2 separate regions of the Mus musculus genome follow, and region 2 is linked to region 1. Evidence: chromatin loops called from intact Hi-C (ENCODE). Cell type or tissue: left cerebral cortex. All regions are shown on one strand. Links, peaks and the distances in the headings refer to the core of each region. The heading gives the core; the rest is flanking DNA. Region 1 holds the start of Gpx8 (glutathione peroxidase 8 (putative)). Region 2 holds the start of 1700084D21Rik (RIKEN cDNA 1700084D21 gene).

Region 1 (8,000 bases), core at 1-8,000:
AGAGTTAGTTACTCCAAAAATGGCACCCTCACAGTGTTCCGGGTCCCATGTGGTGTGTGCTTTTCCCACAAGGTTAATCCTAGAGAAAGTTAAGTTGGACAACAGTGAAGGGTATTGGTGACTGAACATTCTAGATTTTTCCTTCTGGTCAATAGAAGTAATATACTTCATCATGGGTTGGCCTCCAAGCCTCTTTCTTCCCTCTATAGGTAACATTTCTATCTTGGGGACAGCCATTACATCTGAGTAGTATAGTAAGATGGCCTTAAACATCTTTTTTGTACCGTATGTTTTGGAATCTAAAACCTCTGTCCTGTTGTACTGGCCTGACTCCACGGTGGTTTCATAGATCCTCTTTCTTTTTAAGAATAATTTGCCCAATCATTTGTGATACATGAGGTCTGATGGCTTCAAGGGGTTCTTCTGGCCTCCAGAACTTCACGACTTGTCCCTCAGGGTTGACCAGATACTTCCAAAAATTCCACCTTGGCTCCTTCTTGGAAGAATCTAAAACATTCAGAATATATTTCCATGAGTGTGATTTTATTTTTTGTTGATAAATTTTCAGTTTTCTTAGCATATGCATAAGTGACAATATTATAACCAGGTATTAGGATTGTCCTAATATCATTAATAACAAGAAGAACAAAATAAAACACCACAGAGAGCAGAGGTCAGAGCTTTAATAATCAGACTTCATAGGTAGCTGTCCTGATCTAGAGTTGAGACATGAAACAAAGTTGTATAGTTTAGATGTGTTGATCTAAAGACATTTTCTCTTTTTGTCTGCTATGTAGCCCAAGCTGCATTTGAACTTATGTTCTTCCCGACTCAGCCCCTTGAATGCTGGGACTCACAGGTGAGTGCCACCAGGCCTAGCAAGACCGAACAAATTTAATCTTTAGTTCTTAATGTTCATGTAGCCCAGGCTGGCCTCAAATTCACTACATAGCTCAGGCTAACTCTGAACTCACTATATAGCCAAAGCTAACCTTGAACTCTTAATTCTCCAAGGCTCCACCTATCTAGTAGTGGGATTCTAGGTGTTTGCTACCACATCAGTCTGTTTTTAACATTTTAAATATATAAAATATTCTAAAGTCCTTGGTAATAGGAGTGTATGAACTGATCTTTCATATTTAATGTACTAAGGTTTCAAATATTGCTATGAATGAAATAGCTGAAAATGGTAGGGGACTTGAGATAACCACTGAAAAACAACAATAGTCTTTTGATAAATCTTAATGTAAATGTTTTCATTTATATAATTCGGGATCTGTGTCCCTAATATTGATGAATATGAGAAAAAGAGATGTTAACTAGGGGTTGGAGAGATAGTTCTGTGGTCAAGAGTGAGTGCCGCTCTTGCAGACGACCTGGGTTGGATCCCCAGCACCCATGTGGTGGCCCACAACTGCCTGTGACTCCAGTTTCAGGTGACTGGGTACCCTCTTCTGGCCTCCTTGGAAACCAGGCACACAAGTACAAAGACATACACGCAGGCAAAACACTCATATACATAAAAATAAAAATATCTCTTAAAAAAGATACATCAACTAAAACTAAAATCATTAAGTCCCGATTCTGTGCCTAGCCAAGCACGCTCAGCATTCAGCTTGTTCTCACAGCCCCCAGAGGTGGGCATTGCTATCCTCAATGTTCTGTGTAGGAGACAAGTGAAGGCCTAAAGTTGATGATTTGTAGCTGGTCAGTGGTGGAGGCAGAGTTGATACCTTCTTCCGGAATCTAGACTTTACCTCTAGGTTCTTACTCTCCTGTCTACGGTCAGTGAGATCTCACATACTGTTTGTCGCATTTTTGGTTATATGAGGTGAGTTAGGTTCCACAAGCTCCCCCCCTTCCCCCCCCCCCCCCCCCCCCGCTCCCAGTAAGAGCTGTAGAGCTGTAGAGCTATAGTGTTTGACAGAGTTCTTGTTAGATTTTACTTGGATGCTTTGCTCAAGAAAGAGTTCCTGTCCTACCTTTTCTGTATACCCCAGAAATAAAAGCCACAGGGTTCCTGTTCATTGTCTTACAAGTGCTTTAGCTTGCTTTAAATAGATGGCCGTGGAAATAGATTCCCGTGGCTACTTTAATTATAGAGGAACCCTCACATGACTGGGTTTTGAAAATAAGTTATTTTGCTTTGGATCTCTGCAAAACCCTGGCAAACTGACAGGTCAACCTTGAGGATAATGACTCAGATAAAGAGGCCACCATAAAAGTAAGCATAAAGACATACTCAGTTAATGATGTGCTGCCATCAGGTATCCCTGAAGTGTGCAGCATTAGTACAAGGCAGGGAGACTGCCCCAAAGGGCAGTTAGATTACTGGAGAGTTGAAGTATCTGGGAAAGCAGGCATGGCCACGCTTCACATTAGGCCTTCACCATGATGGTCACAGGAGTAAAAACATATCAAAGTAGAATTCTTTACCATCCCAGAAGTCAGAACATCGAGTTAGAAAGTGGCAAAGGGCGAGGTTCTGGATCCTTGACAGTTTTATGAAAACTTCCCAGTAAAATAAACGAAATATGAGCTCTAGCCCTAAAAGTATCTATTTATCTTTCTCTATATCATTCATATGTAATGTATGAAATGAGAAGAATGAACAACATTGAGGCAGAGTAGATATTTACCAACAATAAATCTAAACGCAGGTTCTGCTTCCGGCCCTAAAATCTTAATCTTGTGGAAGATGGGGAATGTGACTCCGTAGTTCTGTCTCGCAAAAGATTCTACCTCCTTGCTGGACTTGGGCTCCGATTCTCCAAACTGATTGCACGGAAAAGCCAGGACGTTGAAGTGATAGGGCCCGAACTCCTTGTGTAGCTCCCTGAGAGTCTGGTAACTCTTGTCTGTGAAGCGGCAGTCACTAGCCACGTTTACAACCAGGGAAGCCTCCCGGAAAAAGAAAAAAAGAAAAAAAAAAGACCCACCGGAAAGAGAAGCAAAAGATTAAAAAAAAAATCTTCATACAGCTAAAATCCTAAGCCATTTTGGCAGACTACGAAGTCTGATAGATTCCATATTTTTAGACAGATCCAACTTTATTGAAAACCATAACCCAAATGAATGGTCGAAGACTGTGACAAAGTTTTAGTTAGGTTATGTAAAGAACACTCTTAGTAGCGGGTCTCAAAGCATCTCCTAGATAATACAGCATCGTTTCCTCACAAAAGAGAAGACAGCTTTCGAGAAAAACAGTTGCTTTGTGGAGTGGAAGTTTAAAGCTCTTAGAATTCTGATAACTAAAAGGACCACTAACGATATTACTTTGAAGACTACATTCCAACTTATGGCTGTGCCGAACCCCACTCTATGCTGAGAATAAGTGTCAGGGCCAAGGAACAACAGAAATAAAAGCCGGAAGACTTACTTTGCCTTTGAACTTTTCCAGAGACACGGTCCTTCCTTTGGCATCCTTTACTTCAAAGGAGTAGAAGCTGTTGGTTCTCGGCTTCAGGAATTTTAACTGAAGGAGAAAAAGCATCACGGTGCACAGAACCATAGAGAGCAAAACTGCAAATATCTTTGCTTTGGGCCCGGAACATTTTAATGGGTAGGCAGCGAAAGGCTCCATTTTGGACGATCCTGGGAGTCTCAGCAGGCTGGAATGCAAGGCGGGGCTGAAACTTGAAACCCGCCGAGCTTAAGGAGAGCCGGAAGGGGTTACAGACCCTTCGGCTGCTGAAGAGCAGGAGGACCCTTCCCAGAAGAATCAAACGAAGTCAGAAAATCAAAAAAAAAAAAAAATTGTTAACGTGGCTGCACTTTAACTTTTTTTTTTTTTTTGATAGAAGAATTCTATCGTTTTAGTAGATCCTTAAGACGCCCCCTTCTACGAAAACGTTTTACCAGAAGGTGGTGCTCTTGTAACTTGGAAATGAGTGGTCATCGGGCTGCTCAGCATCCCGTGTGTTCACTGAGCAATAGATTGGCTGTGGAGGACTGAATAACACCCAGAAATGGCTTAGAGTGTAGATTAATGTGGTCTGTTAATATGACGTGTGACCACAAAGAACTTAAAGGTTTTATGTATTTATTGACGTACTATATGAATATAGAGAATATTTATAATAGAGCAACGAAGGCTGGAAAAGATCATCCTATTTATTCTGACGTCATCTAGTGAAGGCAACCAGATGCCAGGAGAAGACAGCAAAAATAGAAAGCCATAAAGGCATAACACCCATTCTCTATTAGAAACCATAGCAGCTATTGTCTTCTTCAATTTTGTCTTTGTCACTGGTGAGATAGTTTACAACATAACATGCACACACACACACACACACACACACACTCACACACACAGAGGCACACATTCACAGGCACACAACTCACATACACAGATACACACACACAGACATCCACACACAGGCACACATATGCAGATACACACAGGTATACATATGAACACACAGGCACAGACATAGGCACATACACACAGGTATACACACATATACATAGGCACACACCCAGATACACCCATATACACATATCCCCATACATACACATATATACACACATTCCCCCCACATATGCACCCTCACACACATAGCCCCTCATATACATATACATACACATACATATACATACACATATATACAATACACACTATAGATATGCCCACATGCATACACACGCACATATATCCCACTGATAAATTTCATGAAATGGTTCTTTACCCACTCTGTAGTCCTGACCATTGCACTTCTGAGACAGCATGGTTCTGACCTATGAAAATGACTCATGGATTCCAAACTGTAGATGAAAAAATCCTGGGCTCTGTATTAAAGCACAACCCTTGCAGCAGAATTCAAATATTTAAATAGCAGAATTCAAGCACAAGCCCCAAATGAAATCCGCAAACCCACATCTGTGCGGACACACTCATTAGCTGCTGTATCTTTCATCTCTTTTCTCTTTGGCTATAGCTCACTACCCAGGGCCTTTGCTCTGAAGAGCATAGTTACTGGGGGTGGACACTGGAGGCAGCTGAGGGCTGCATATCCCCAGCCTCCTTAGGATTTGCCCTGTTTACCACACAGGAAATTCTGGACTAACATGACATCCACTTGGTGGCACTGCACATTTCTAGGAGGTCTAGACGCTGGCTTTCTCTTGCTCCTGGTGCTTTTGAGCACCTGTCCCCAGCTTCTGTTGTGTGTGGGGTTGGGTGTAGTTGAGCAAAGGTAGTTTAGGCTTGAAGTTAGGTAAGAGGATTCAATGGTAGTGTGTACTGGTAATCCCAGCACTGTGGCAGCTGAGGTAGGGGGATCATGGTTCTGTCTCCAGTCAGGGTTACACACAGAGAGCCGGTCTCAAAAATAAAAACAAGAAAAACAAAAAATTAGAAAGCAACCAACTAACCACTACCATTTCCACTACCACCATCACCACCACCTCTTCCTCCTCCTCCACCCCCACCACCATCACCACCACCTCTTCCTCCTCCTCCTCTTCCATCACCACCACCACTATCACCACCACCTCTTCCTCTTCCTCCTCCTCCTCCCCCTTTCCCACTACCACCACCACCACCTCCTGTTCAAAGGACCCGCCTTCCACCATGTCCTTTGTTACTCTTTTGTTACTCAGCCACTCTGGCCTCACTCTCCATTGGGCTGGGACCCTTGAACCTCTTACATTACCTTCACCTAGTCCACCCAAGACCTCTGGACTAAGAATTTTCATAGCCTCCCCTTTAAAAAAAAGATTTATTTTATTTATGAGTACACTGTAGCTGTCCTCAGTCATAGCAGAAGAGGTCATGGGATCCCATTACAGATGGTTGTGAGTCACCTTGTGGTTGCTGGGAATTGAACTCAAGACTTCTAGGTAAGGAGTCAGTGCCCTTAACTGCTGAGCCATCTCTCCAGCCCCCAAGAACTTTAATTCTTTGTAGGATCTCCTCATGATGCATGCATACCACAGCCCCAGAGCCTTACGGGAAGGATGTGTGCCTTGTCTCTGTGGATAAAGTCCTTTATCCAGTTCATCAGGCAATCCAAGTAAATGGATGGGGAACTTGGTCTCTAAACAGTTAACCTATAGAAGAGCTGCTAAAATTTGAAAATTTGAACCATGTGATTCATCCCTTTGTGATAGGGAGCTAGAGTGGTTCCCTCTGTGAGGGTTGCTGGTGCACCGCTCCTCAGACAGGGCCTTTGTATATAAGGTAATACTGTTTTGAGAAAATACACTGGCCTGTTTTCTCCTACAGAGATTCACCAAGTGATCCAGAGTAGAGTGGGTTTGAAAAGGCTAGAGTTCTGCTGTTTAAACTTGCAAGCAATCTCAGCACAAGCCAGCATTCTGAATAAGTAAGCAATCATTTGTGTCTGAGGCACATGTTGGTCTTATATGAAAGTTTGCTGTAGATGGACACTTTTAAAACTATTTAGTTAAATGTTACATCTATCATCATCTATGTATGTTTTGGTGTGTGAATGTATGTGTGTGTGTATATGGATGCATGTATGTATGTTTGTGTATGTGTATCTGAGCATCACTGCACATCTGTAGAGGTCAGGTGACAGCTTGTAGGAGTTGGTGTTGTCCTTCTGCCACGTGGGTCTTGGGGACTGAACTTAGGTTTTCAGGTGTGAGGGCAAACCTTCCTGTGGTTTTATTATTATTATTTGAAATGGGAGTTTGCCATATGTCCAGACTGGCTTTGAGATTGTGGTCTCCTCTGGTCCTCCTGACTCAGCCTCCCGAGAGCTGGCACTACAGCTGGATGCCACCACATCGAGTGCTAACACATCATAATAGCAAGTGCGTATTTCTTGTCAAGGATAAACTTAGGGCCAGTGTGTTTATTTAATGCTCCTTAAGGTTTGGGAAGGTCAAATACTGAAAGCATGGGGTATACATTTCTAGGCAGGCCCAGGATGACCACAGACTTGGCAGGGTTTCCCTGTGCACGATCTGATGTCATCTCCCAGATATTGGGATTTGTCACTTATTTATACATTCTACCTACATTAGGCTCTTCTCAGAAATAGCATGTGCCACACTTACATGTCTTTGCAGAGGGATAATGGCCCAGAAAACTCACCAGTCTTCTTTTAACAGGTGAAGGAAGGTTTTTTTAAGTGGGAGGAAGGGTTGCTGAGATGGCTGGTGGGGAAATTAACGAGTCAACGCGGGATGAAGTGATTGGCATGGTTCATTGGCAACCTCAGTCTTCGAAAAACATGTGATTAAAGTTCCAGTGAAGGAGCCAGCTGTGGACAAACCGAGTTCTGGGGACATGCCAGGAGTGGAAACAGAAGGCAGCAAGGGCGACCCTACAGAAATCTCTCTGTCTCTCTCTGTCTCTGTCTGTCTGTGAGTCTGTGTGTCTGTGTGTCTGTCTGTCTGTCTGTCTCTTTTTCTCTGTCTCACACACACACAATAGGAAGGAGTTAACTCAGCTAAGTTTAAAGAAGTAGTGAACACAGCAAACAAGAACAGAGTTTAACACTTTTTAGCTTCATAACCAGAATCCTTTGATCTGCAGAACACCATACCATTTCTTGGTAATAGGTAAACCACGTTGGTGAGAGACAGTATAGGAGGCAAGATTGCCCCAGCAGTCTGGTGAAGGAGTTCTGCTCACCAGGAGACCTTTAGCTTTCTAAGAAGTTCCTATAAAGGTGGAAAGAGTCTGGGAATAGAGAAAAACAAGAAATCAATTCCTCGTGTCCTGAAACCACTTGTAGGGAGTTGCAGAAAGTCTGCAGAGCAGAAAGTCAAGATAAGTCTTCGTGAAAGCAGTGTTTCCAAACGTGTCAGAAGGACCTCAGGGGATGGATGGAGGCTCAGAATGCCCCAGGAGTAGGCATGGGCAATGAGAACAACAGATACTTCTTATTAGAAAATGAGCAGGATAATTTTTATTTAAACCTTTAAAAATTGATACATAAAACATTAAATTGTACACACATATAGGTCATCAAGGAATGTTTTAACACACAAATATATTGTGTGGTGTTTAGTTCATCTTGTGCATG
Region 2 (11,220 bases), core at 1,888-9,887, 93 kb after region 1:
GTTCCAGAGAGTGAGAGGTAATTGTTGGTAATCTGGCATCTCCATCACCTGATCCAGAGATCCAGCCACATCAGGATACATCACAACCAGCTGCCAAGATGGGACACATTCCCAGCATCGCACATATTCCAGTGCACAAGCGCCACATCCCCTTATAAAAAGGCCAGTCCTTCCTCTCCCCACCTTCTTCCCTCAACCTTCACACAGAGGTAGCCTCTGTATACCCCCTTCCCAATAGACGTCCCACATCAGATCTGTCTTATGGTGTGACTTTATGGCACTCAATGCATAGATCATAACGGTAATCATCATTATCAGCCAGTTAAGGGTTTTCAACAGGCAACTGATCTGTATTTGGTAAAGAGGGACTTCTTGTGGCACCAACCAGAGGCAGTGACACCTCCAGTGTCTGTTATAATTCAAGTATAAGGGGCAGCAGTCTACTGCAGTGGCAATGTGGGAGATTAGACATGGTCAGAGAGCAGCACTTCGTAGGAATACCCAATTCTAACCTAGAGTGAAGGATGGATATGTGTTAGAATGGATGGTAGAAACTCACATTAGAAGAGAGGCTGCACACTTCCCAGCTGCAGACATGATCAGTTGGGAACTTTTGTGTAGGTCAGAATACCTGACTACAGAGAGGAAAGGAATAGATTAGAGGCATTAGAATCAGTTTGGTTATTGATGATGGGTTCCCACCAAGTAGACATGGAAGATCTGATGCACGTCGTCAGGATGGAGTGGGCTGAGCGGAGAATGTGGAAGGCCATGGGCTCCTGTGTTTCTGCCAGAGTTTAGGTCATCACTGTTCTTTTCTGTCAGTAAAGGATGGTGTGGGAACAGGCTTTCCCCACAAAGTGGTGGTGGAAAAAGGGTCCACGCAATTCACTGACTTTCTGAACTGTGGGCTTAGATTGAACTTTGACATGAGAACAGACTTTGATGGGGTTCTCACCAAATTCATTTGGTTAGAGTTTGGTCAGTTAGATGTGGTCTAGGCCAAAATGTACCGTGTGGTGGGTTTTTCTAGGTAACAGAGTGCTCTCCCCAGCCTCTCAGCACACAACACAGTAGCACATCCTTTCATGTCACCACCTAAACCACCCGCTTGCTGCTGCTTCTGCTCTGTCTCTGGGACAGTCACTCATTTCTAGCTTCGTGTAGTCACTGCATTAAGATTTAGGTCATAAGCTATACATGTCATCTATGTAACAGTGTAATTAGATGATTTTAGGTATATTGCATTATTAATTTAAATACTAGATAGATTATAAAAATGCCCTTTTAAACCATGTTACTAATGACTTCAATAGTATCAAATAGAGGCATAACATCTCAAATTCTCACTGCTACCTTTCTAAATCTTTCTCATCACTTCCTATCAGAAACTCTAGAACTGTAAGGCAAGAAATGCCCTTCTATTCTCCCTTCCGCTCAGCATCTGGTGACCTTTATTCTGTGTCAATGGGTTTGCCTGTTTAAATGTTTCAAAGGAGTCGAATCAAATACCACTCATCCTTTTGACTGCTTTGTTCTGTTGGTATAGTATTTTTAAGGTCCATTCTTGTTGCAGCCTGCATCAGAATGTATTCTAATTGTTGAATAATGCACCACCGTTTACCCATTCACCTGCTGAAGGTGTCGGGCTGTTCTCAATTCCTGGCTACTATCATTGCTTCACAGGTCTTTGCTTGCATTCCTTTGAGTGTGTACTCAGGAGAAAATGGCTGAGCCATGTGTTTCCATTCTCTTGAGTGTTTCCAAGGAATTTTCTCATTACTAGAAAACTTTAGACCCTAGGTTAGTCTTCCTTCTCTACTACAATTTCTGCCTTCTTTCTAGGTGGCTCAGTACCTGTGCAGTGCCCTGCCCTCTCAATTCCTTGAACCCATCTTCTTCATGTTAGCTTTTTACCTTCATAATATTTCCCTCTCTGACTCCAGTCCATCTACCTTGGCTGTCCCCTAAGTCCACTCTAACCAGGGTTTCATTCCATCATTACACAAAATGGCTGATGTCAAGGCCACAGAGGCACATTGTGATGGTCTATATATGCTCGGCCCAGGGAGTGGCACTACTAGAAGGTGTGGCCTTGTTGGAGTAGGTGTGTTACGATGGGTGTGGGCTTAAGACCCTCATCCTAGCTTCCTGGAAGTGAATATTCTGCTAGCAGCCTTCAGGCCCTGATGGAAAAGGCCATGGATTGATGGAAACTGCAAGGAAGAGAATCCACTCAGCTCAGGAGATAGAGGAATTGGAAACAGGTTAGGAGAAATTGCCTCCACTGAAGTACAAGAAGGGATGAGGACTGACTAAAACCCCAAACACAAATCAAACACAAATAGGTCAGAGAAGACAGCCCAGGTGCTGTGGAATAGATGATGTGAACCAAATAGTGCCGTGGCAAGGCTTATAATAGAGGAATGGTCATGGCTATTACCTATTTGGTCTAGGGAGAGCGTGGGTATTTCCCCTAGCTTGCAAGTGGTACCCATCCTGTACGCCAACCCTGCCTGGAATCATTTCCAAATCACAATCTTTGCCAGATGCAAAACTGGCTTCTCCTTTATTGTGACTGATGTGGGTGTAGTCTGAGTCGCCAAATAAGTAGAGTCTAGGGTGACTGAATCCTGCTTTTCAGTGATTATAGAGGAGAAGAACTCTGAAGTCCCTCCTTCCATGCCTTCCTCAGTGCCCAGAGACCAGGAACTGGAGCCTAAGATGACACACCTCTGTAGTCCCATAAGGTAGCTGAATATTTCATTTCTCAAACATGTAGCTTAGTGTTTTCTCTACCCCCAAATAATTATGTGTTTGTTTTATTTTTTTATGCACCTAAACATAATATTTAGCTTATAAGATATGGCATTTTTATCTGTCAAAAGTCCCTGAGTTGGTAAAATTTGATAACTAAATGACGGTATGGCCTAGATGATGGATATATATGGATTCTGTATTATTAAAACATATAGTCCACAACGGTTTTGATATGCTGTCTATATTTCAATTGAACTTCTGCCAGAAGCAATCTTAAAATGTAGTTTTGTCACTTATATCCAGAAATATTATTCATTGTGGCCATATCCATAATAATCATAATGAGTTACATGAAAAAAATTGAAATCCAGTTTACTAATTTTAAATGTCTATTCTGTTATTTAGACTTTTTAAGAGGTAGCTGTGATGGCTGATTTTTTTCCCTAAACGAGCTTAAAGAAATAGTTGGGCATATTTGGCTTTTTAGAGTATTTATACTGAAATATAGTTGTAGCTTTGTGGTCCTATACTGAGACATTTGAAAGCCCAGCTGTTGGGCAGGAAGTCAAAGCTACATAGATGTTTCAGCTTGATACATTGAATCTAGCTACAGCAAATGTCTGAAGCTGAAAACCACACACCCATATTACAGGTGATAAGATTAATTACTTGGGGGCCCCCAAGGGCAGATGATTTGGATTACTGTTTTTGCTTTGCACATCTGATCACTTTATAATAATTTTTATAGATTGCATGTAATTACTTTTCTTTCTTTCTTTTTTTATTTATTTTTTTATTAGGTATTTTCCTCGTTTACATTTTCAATGCTATCCCAAAAGTCCCCCATACCCACCCCCCAACCCCCTACCCACCCACTCCCCCTTTTTGGCCCTGGGGTTCCCCTGTACTGGGGCATATAAAGTTTGCAAGTCCAATGGGCCTTTCTTTGCAGTGATGGCCGGTAATTACTTTTCAAGGATTGTATCTGATAACACCGTGATTTGAACGTTTACTCAATTTTGTGTGCGAGAAACTCAGTTCTCGAAGCAATTGTATCAAGAAGTGGAACACACTGGAGGATTGGTTATCACAAGAGTAACCATTGCTTCTCTTGGGAGTGGGTTCCCGAAGGAAGGTTAAGTTTCGCCCTCATCTATCCTGCGTGTGTTCCCTTCTCCTTCTGCCCTCTCCTGTGGATGATAGGCCAACGGATGAGGATCCCTTGGCTTTAGACTCCAAGCCTCAGGAATTCTGAGATTACAGCAGCAGAAAACAAACCAGGGCAGAAAATGATATTGAAGGTCAGAATGTTTTTATACAAATGCCTGATAGGGAGAGGCCAATTTGTGACTGAATACTGATGAGAAGGCTGGGAGAATTTAGAGCAGTGCTTCTCAACCTTTCCAATGCTGCAGCCCTTTATTTAATACAGTTTCCAATGCTGCAGCCCTTTATTTAATACAGTTTCCAATGCTGTAGCCCTTTATTTAATACAGTTCCTAATGGGGCAACCCTTTAAAACAGTTCCTCATGTTGTGGTGACCTCAACCATAAAATTATTTTTTGTTGCTACTTTGTAACTGCATTTTCACTACTGTTATAAATTGTAATGCAAATATCTGATTTACAGATGGTCTTTGGTGACCCCTCTGAAAAGATTGTTTGACCCCCAAAGGGGCAATAACTCACAGGTTGGGAACTACTGATTTAGAGGATCAGGGCAGAGGAGCCTAGATCACTGGATCCCACAGTACAGGGTGATGCTGGTAAGGGCAGAGAAAAAGAGAACTGTAGGAAAAGCCTGAAACTTCTTAGAGATGATGACAGTGGCTGTGACCAGAATGTTAGTGGGAAAGTGGGTGGCAGGATCATTCTGCCAATGCCTCAGAGGGAACTGAGGAAGTAGGAAGTAGAGTAAAGGTCCTGTTGTCACACGGGATGAAAGCAGGTCCTAGGTCTTTGACAAAGGCAGAACTTAACAGTGACAAAGTAGGATATTTGGCATAAACATATCTAAGCAGCAAAGGGTCTGAGGTGCAGCATACCTTGGCTGCTTGCAGTAAAATGAGAGAGAAATACTTGAATGACATAATTTTTAACTAAAAGGAAAGAAGAAAGTAAAACACTTGAAAAGTTTCCCACCTGAGCCAAGTTGTGTTTGGGAGAATGAGCTAAAGGTTGGCGGGGGGACCTTTTGCTAAAGAGATAATCGTGGGTAGAGGGGGCCATGGGTGATGGGAAGGAGCTCTGAAAGTTATTTACAGGTCTTCAAGGCTGCCTCTGTGGTCAATGGACCAGAGCAGGGCTTAGATCAAGACTGCCACAGGGGTATCCTTGGCTCCTTATCATTTGGTGCCTTGGGACTCTGCTCCCTTGACCTTGACATTGCCATCCTCAGAGCTGCAGCCATTTCTGTTAGCATTCTTTCTAAGCCCCACCCAGCAGTTACCTGGCAACAGCCAGGTAGGCCTGGCTTGCTGTAAAAGGGGCTGTTTGCCCCCTCCTTGCTCTCTCTGCTACTTCTCTCTCCCTGATTCTCTTCTCTCTCTGACTCCTTTCTCCCTCTCCCTCTTTCTCCCTCTGCCTCTTTCTCCTGCCCCACATCTTTCTCTGTCTCTACTCCCTTCTCAATTCCCCTTCCCGTGTCCCTAACCCTTCATATGGCTGGTACCTCAGGGGGAAGGGATGCCTCAGCATTGGCCCACAGAGGCACCCATCCCATCTCACCATACTACACTCTATCAAACATATCCTGGCTCCTTTTTTTTTTTTTTTTTAACATAGCAGACAGATTCAGTCTCTGTTTCTTATAAGTCATTCATTCTTTGGTTTGCTCTAGCTGCAGCTCAAAGAGACCAGGGTGATACTTAGTTAGGCCTCTGCTCTGGAGGATAAAAGTGTTGCGTGATGCTAATTATGTAGACTTAGAGAGTTCTTAAGCTTTAGGCCCTGGCTAGGCTGTTTATCCTTTAGCCACAGGCTTTTTAAAAAAATTTTATTTTTACACAATTTGAATAGTTGATATTTTGGGTAATGGGGACACCTACTGTTTATTTTGAGGAAGTCAAATTTCAGTCCTTTGACTCTCTCTCTGTGTTTTATAACAGTGAGAATATAAATTTTGGTAGATGGAATAAGGCTGATGTAGGGTTATTTATAAAGTTGTAGACTGTTAGGATGCCAGAGCCTTAGGGTATTTAGAAATCATGTTTTAAAGTTGCATCCTTTCAATGTAGTAGCTGCTACTCACGGGAGTAAATACAACTGGACAATGAGAATTAAAGATCCAGTCCCTGCTGGGAGGTCACTTGTGAGTGGGGCTCCCACACCGGGCAGCGCAGACACAGAACACATTTATTTCTTCAGAGACACTTACTTTGTAGTGCTGTAATAGAGTCTTCCAGATCAGTCTCTTTGTTTTGAAATAAGAAAACAAAGCTCAAAGAAGAGACCCACCAAACTAGGCTCTTGGAGTTGTCACTTCTTGCCTGATGCCACCAGGATACTTTCTAATTAAGCTCATGCCATTGTGTGTGGGGGGGGTGGGGTAGGGCAGTTTCAACCTCCCACTCCCGAAGATCACGGTCATGTGACATGTGGCTACCAATTTTCAAATACCTTTTAAAAATATTTATTTTATATTTAGTTATGTGTGTATCTGTGTGATTTTTGTTTTGTTTTGTTTTGTTTTGTTTTTGGAGACAGGGTTTCTCTGTGTAGCCCTAGCTGTCCTGGAACTCACTTTGTAGACCAGGCTGGCCTCAAACTCAGAAATCTGCCTGCCTCTGTCTCCCGAGTGCGGGATTAAAGGTGTGTGCTACTACCGCCTGGCTGTATCTGTGTGATTATGTGCGTGTGTGAGTTGCAGGTGTCCATGGGGTCCAGGAGAACTTGCCAGATCTTCTGGAGCTGGAGTTATAGGAGGTTGTGGTCTGGTCTTCTACAAGGGCAGTATTGTTCTTAACCATTGAGATATCTCTTCAGCTCCTATATATATATAATATCCATGGAAGCCTCGCCTTCTCTGAGGAGAAAGGGGGGGGGGAGGAATGGGAGAAAGGGTAAGAGAGGGAAGGACTGGGTGAAGAGGAGGGAGGAGAAGCTATAATGGGGATGTAAAATAAATAAACTAATGATTGAAAAAGGAAAAAAAAATGTCTTAGGGTTTTACTGCTGTGAACAGACACCATGACCAAGGCAACTCTTATAAAAGCAACATTTGATTGGGGCTGGCTTACAGGTTCAGAGGTTCAGTCCATTATCATCAAGGTGGGAGCATGGCAGTATCCAGGCAGGCATGGCACAGGCAGAGCTGAGAGTTCTATGTCTTCATCCAAAGGCTGCTAGTGGAGGACTGACTTCCAGGCAACTAGGGTGAGGGTCTTATGGCCACACCCATAGTGACACACCTACTCCAACAAGGCCACACCTCCAAATGGTGCCACTCCCTTGTCCAAGAATATACAAACAATCACAAATATTAATCCCAGCACTTGGGAGGCAGAGGCAGGCGGATTTCTGAGTTCGAGGCCAGCCTGGTCTACAAAGTGAGTTCCAGGACAGCCAGGGCTACACAGAGAAACCCTGTCTTGAAAAAACAACCCCTCCCAAAAAAACCAACAACAACAAATATTAAATCAAGAGTAGTGATGCATGGCTTGCAATCCCAGCACATGAAAGGCAGAAGAAAACAGATGAGAAGTTCAAGGTCAACTTCTGCTACATAGCCAATTCAAAGTTCGCCTGGGCTGCGCGAGACTTTGTTTTCAAACCAACCAAACACACAAACCACAGAACCAAGTAAATCATAAAGTAGATGCATGCCCAGGCTTCTCTGGATGGCACGCAGTACAGACGTATGTAAGTTCAGGGATACTAAATCCATGGTTCTAGCCTTGCCGTTCTTGCAGATACAGAGATCCAGTTAACAGTCAGAGGATTCATGGCCAGTTCTTGGGCTTCTTAAAAGGTAGAATCTAGATTCTCATGATTGAAGTGAGACTGCAGTGTAGAGAACGGAAGTGTAAAAGAGTTGGCGGTATTTGACCTGCTCAAAGGTTAGAAGCAGGAATTTGACAGTGCTCCATGCCAGCATCCTGAAGGGACGAGAGGAAGGAGGAATGGCTGGAACAGGGACTCTGAGTAACTGATATCATGAGCCACAGTTCCTCCTTGCTTTATAGGCTTTGCCTGTAAGATCTTCTTCATCCATTGGTTTATTCGTTCATTTCTGAGCTCCGGTTGTAAGAGCTCTCGGAACACCCTTTAGTTATTGACTGACAGTAGGTTGTAGTCACTTTATGCCCTCTCTGATTAACTCCAGGTGCCCTCTATTGTCTCTCGGTCTGAGCCCAGGTTCCTGCAGTGATAATCTCTTCATGAGGCTTCCTCCTCTCTCCTAACACACTCTCTGAATTTTCCCTTAGTACTTCTTTGGATCTTCTTTTAGAGAAGACTTTTCCTTTCTGCTTTAGGAGAGAACAAATCTAAGAGAGTTGGTGTAATGACTATATATGTACTCTGTTGTTTGTGGTATGGAAATGTGTGTGGTGTGTGTGTGTGTGTGTGTGTGTGTGTGTGTGTGGTGTGTGCGTGTAGATATGTGGATACAGGCAGATGGAGGCCAATGGTTGATATTAAATATCTTCTTTTATTGTCTTCTGCCTTGCTTTGTCAAGGCAAAATCTCTCAGTGAACATGAAGCTCATTGGTTGACAAATTCTGGACCACTTCTGCCTTATTCATTAATGTCTTGCTCAGATCTGCCATGCCTGGGTACTGGGGATCTAAACTCAGTCCTCATGCTGAAGTAGCCAGCACCTTATCCACAGAGCCATCTCTCGAGCCACACACAGTAAGGAATTTATAAAATAATATTACACTGAAAAGATCCTGTCTAAATTAAAATTACACTGATGTGAAAATAGGCATTTGAATGGACTTTTCTTTATGTTATTAGATTATGTCTCTAAACTGAATTTGTGCCTTTGTAAAGTGCAGGAAAATATTTTGAGTTTTCTTGTGCTTGATCATTCTGCCAAGCTTCATACTCTTAAATGTTACTTTAAGCAGTGTCTGTAGGAAGGTGGCTGAAAGATTCTTTTTTTTTTTTTTTTTTTTTTTTTGACTTTTCTTTTTTTTTCTTTTTAAATATTTTTATTAAGTATTTTCCTCATTTACGTTTCCAATGCTATCCCAAAAGTTCCCCATAACCTCCCCCCGCCCCCCAACTCCCATACCCACCCACTCCCACTTTTTGGCCCTGGCGTTCCCCTGTACTGAGGCATATAAAGTTTGCAAGTCCAATGGGCCTCTCTTTCCAGTGATGGCCGACTAGGACATCTTTTGATACATATGCAGCTAGAGGCAAGAGCTCCGGGGTACTGGTTGGTTCATAATGTTGTTCCACCTATAGGGTTGCAGATCCCTTTAGCTCCTTGGGTACTTTCTCTAGCTCCTCCATTGGGGGCCCTGTGATCCATCCAATAGCTGACTATGAGCATCCACTTCTGTGTTTGCCAGGCCCCGGCATAGTCTCACAAGAGACAGCTATATCAGGGTCCTTTCAGCAAAATCTTGCTAGTGTGTGCAATGGTGTCAGCGTTTGGAAGCTGATTATGTGATGGATCCCTGGATATGGCAGTCTCTAGATGGTCCATCCTTTTGTCTCTGCTCCAAACTTTGTAACTCCTTCCATGGGTGTTTTGTTCCCAATTCTAAGAAGGGGCAAAGTGTCCACACTTTGGTCTTCGTTCTTCTGGCTGAAAGATTCTTGGACAAATTACTTCTGACAAGGTATGAACATGATTGTTGATTATAGACAGTCATCTCTGTACTTACCTGTAGGGAACAAATCACAACACTATCCCCAGCCCAAGAGTGTAGAGTGTACTGTTCTCTTTGCCTCAGTCCAGTTTTGTTTAATATTATTTAAAGGGGGGAAATGTTTCCAGCCTAGCAAGGCTGGCTGTGACCATCTGCCTCCGCTTGAGCGGAGTCACCTGCTGTGCTGCTCTTTTTTTTTTTTTTTTTTTTTTTTTATGTGCCACTACCTGCCTGAGGCCCAACCTGCAGGGAGGCCAAACTGGTTCTCTTCCAGGAATCTTCCAGAGTTAACACCGAGCTGTGATCTTCGCGAGTTCCCGCTAAAAGGCTGAACTATCTACTTCTAAGGAACTTGCTTGGCCAGGGACGGGCCTCCCCTTTTCTTTATAAAGCGTGTTTGCTGACATTAAAATTGAACCTTGAGCAAAAAGCTTGTCTTGGTTCCTTCCTTATCTTGCGCAGCCCAGCCCTTCTCTTCCAGGTTTCCAAAATGCCTTTCCAGGCTAGAACCCAGACCTGTGATCTGCTGGCCGGACACAACACATCACATGTACTTATGATAAATACTAACTTGTAAGTTAGGCACAGTAAGAGATTAGGACGAATAATAATAAAGTAGAACTCTGTAACAGTATCCTTCAGGAACAGTTAAGTGAATGTGGTTTTTTTCTTTTCTCTGGAATTTTCCATATAATGTTTTCTGACCACTGTTGACTGTGAGTGAATAAAACTGCTGAATACAGAACTGTGCACACAAAGTGGTGAGATGCCAAATCTTTTAAGTCCAGACTTCATTTTAGAGAACCTGACCTAAGTTTGAGCTCTGGTAGACTAACAGGCTGGTATCTAGCATTCGTTTCCAAGTTGCCCCCCAACAAAACCTGAGCCTAGCTCCAGTCTCTAGGCTAATCCCCATCAAGAGCAGTTTCCAGGTTACACCCTCAACAAGACTAGTGTCTTCAGGTCATTCCCTCAACAAACCTGCACCCCAGGTTACAAGCCCATCTCTTGCCTAACGACCACCAATGTAGAAGGAACAGAAGTTAAGTTTATGATATGACTCCCAGCACCAGCCAATTATGTTAAAGGACACAGGAGCTTGCCAATTAGATTCTTGCATACATACTCCCTGCTTGCTGCTTACTATAAAGCCTTGCCCCATAAACATTCAGGGCTCCCCCACCCCAAAACTGTCCTTTGTAACAGTGGTGCATTGGGGTGGGGGGACAAGCTAGCTTGAATAGAATAAAGACCTTGCTGTTGCATCAGATTGGCTCTTGTCTGTGTTTTGGGGGGATCACTAACATTTCCCTGGCACTGCAGTGGGGTGCATCGGTCCCTCTGTGTCTCTTAAGGGAGTATGCCTGTGGAGCTCGAGACGTTTGCAGCCAAGGAGTTATCTTCTGTTCCAGAGCTGATGGAAGCATTTCAGGGAAGCTTTACTGAAAAAAAAAAAAAAGTCAAAGCTGGTGAAATTTATAGCCAGGAGCTCAAAGCAATACACCTTGCTGAGGGAAGAGTATTCAACCCTGAAGAGGTGAATTATGGTGGAAAGATTCTATTTCCTTACGGTTTTGGAGGCCAGGCATTGGCTCACCTCAGTTGGTGACCAGCAATTGTGTAAAACTTTGTGAG

The links. A loop is a pair of places that touch in the nucleus more often than their neighbours do. Peaks named below come from ENCODE experiments on the same cell type or tissue, not always from the same donor. Only the 100,000 strongest peaks of a DNase experiment are listed, where the experiment ranks them.
Region 2: a loop joins it to region 1, with 5 times the contacts of the local background. A loop is called at or near these places in 12 of 42 quality-filtered maps.

What each region holds. Positions count from the first base shown.
Region 1 is chr13:113,042,793-113,050,792 of GRCm38, forward strand. All of the region lies in intron 2 of Cdc20b (cell division cycle 20B), which reads left to right. It overlaps Gpx8 (glutathione peroxidase 8 (putative)), which reads right to left and starts at 3,596. Exons shown (of 3, transcript NM_027127.2): 1 at 3,380-3,596; 2 at 2,640-2,901; 3 at 1-507. The coding sequence starts at 3,583. The coding sequence ends at 344. In left cerebral cortex, for the core only: CTCF peaks have their summits at 3,866 (motif pointing right) and 5,067 (motif pointing right); DNase peaks (open chromatin) are centred at 3,623, 3,888 and 5,136; H3K4me3 peaks cover 1,399 bases.
Region 2 is chr13:113,134,003-113,145,222 of GRCm38, forward strand. 1700084D21Rik (RIKEN cDNA 1700084D21 gene) reads left to right here and starts at 2,074. Exons shown (of 3, transcript NR_131045.1): 1 at 2,074-2,267; 2 at 2,645-2,750; 3 at 9,860-10,010. In left cerebral cortex, for the core only: a CTCF peak has its summit at 5,801; no DNase peak of the experiment used is centred there.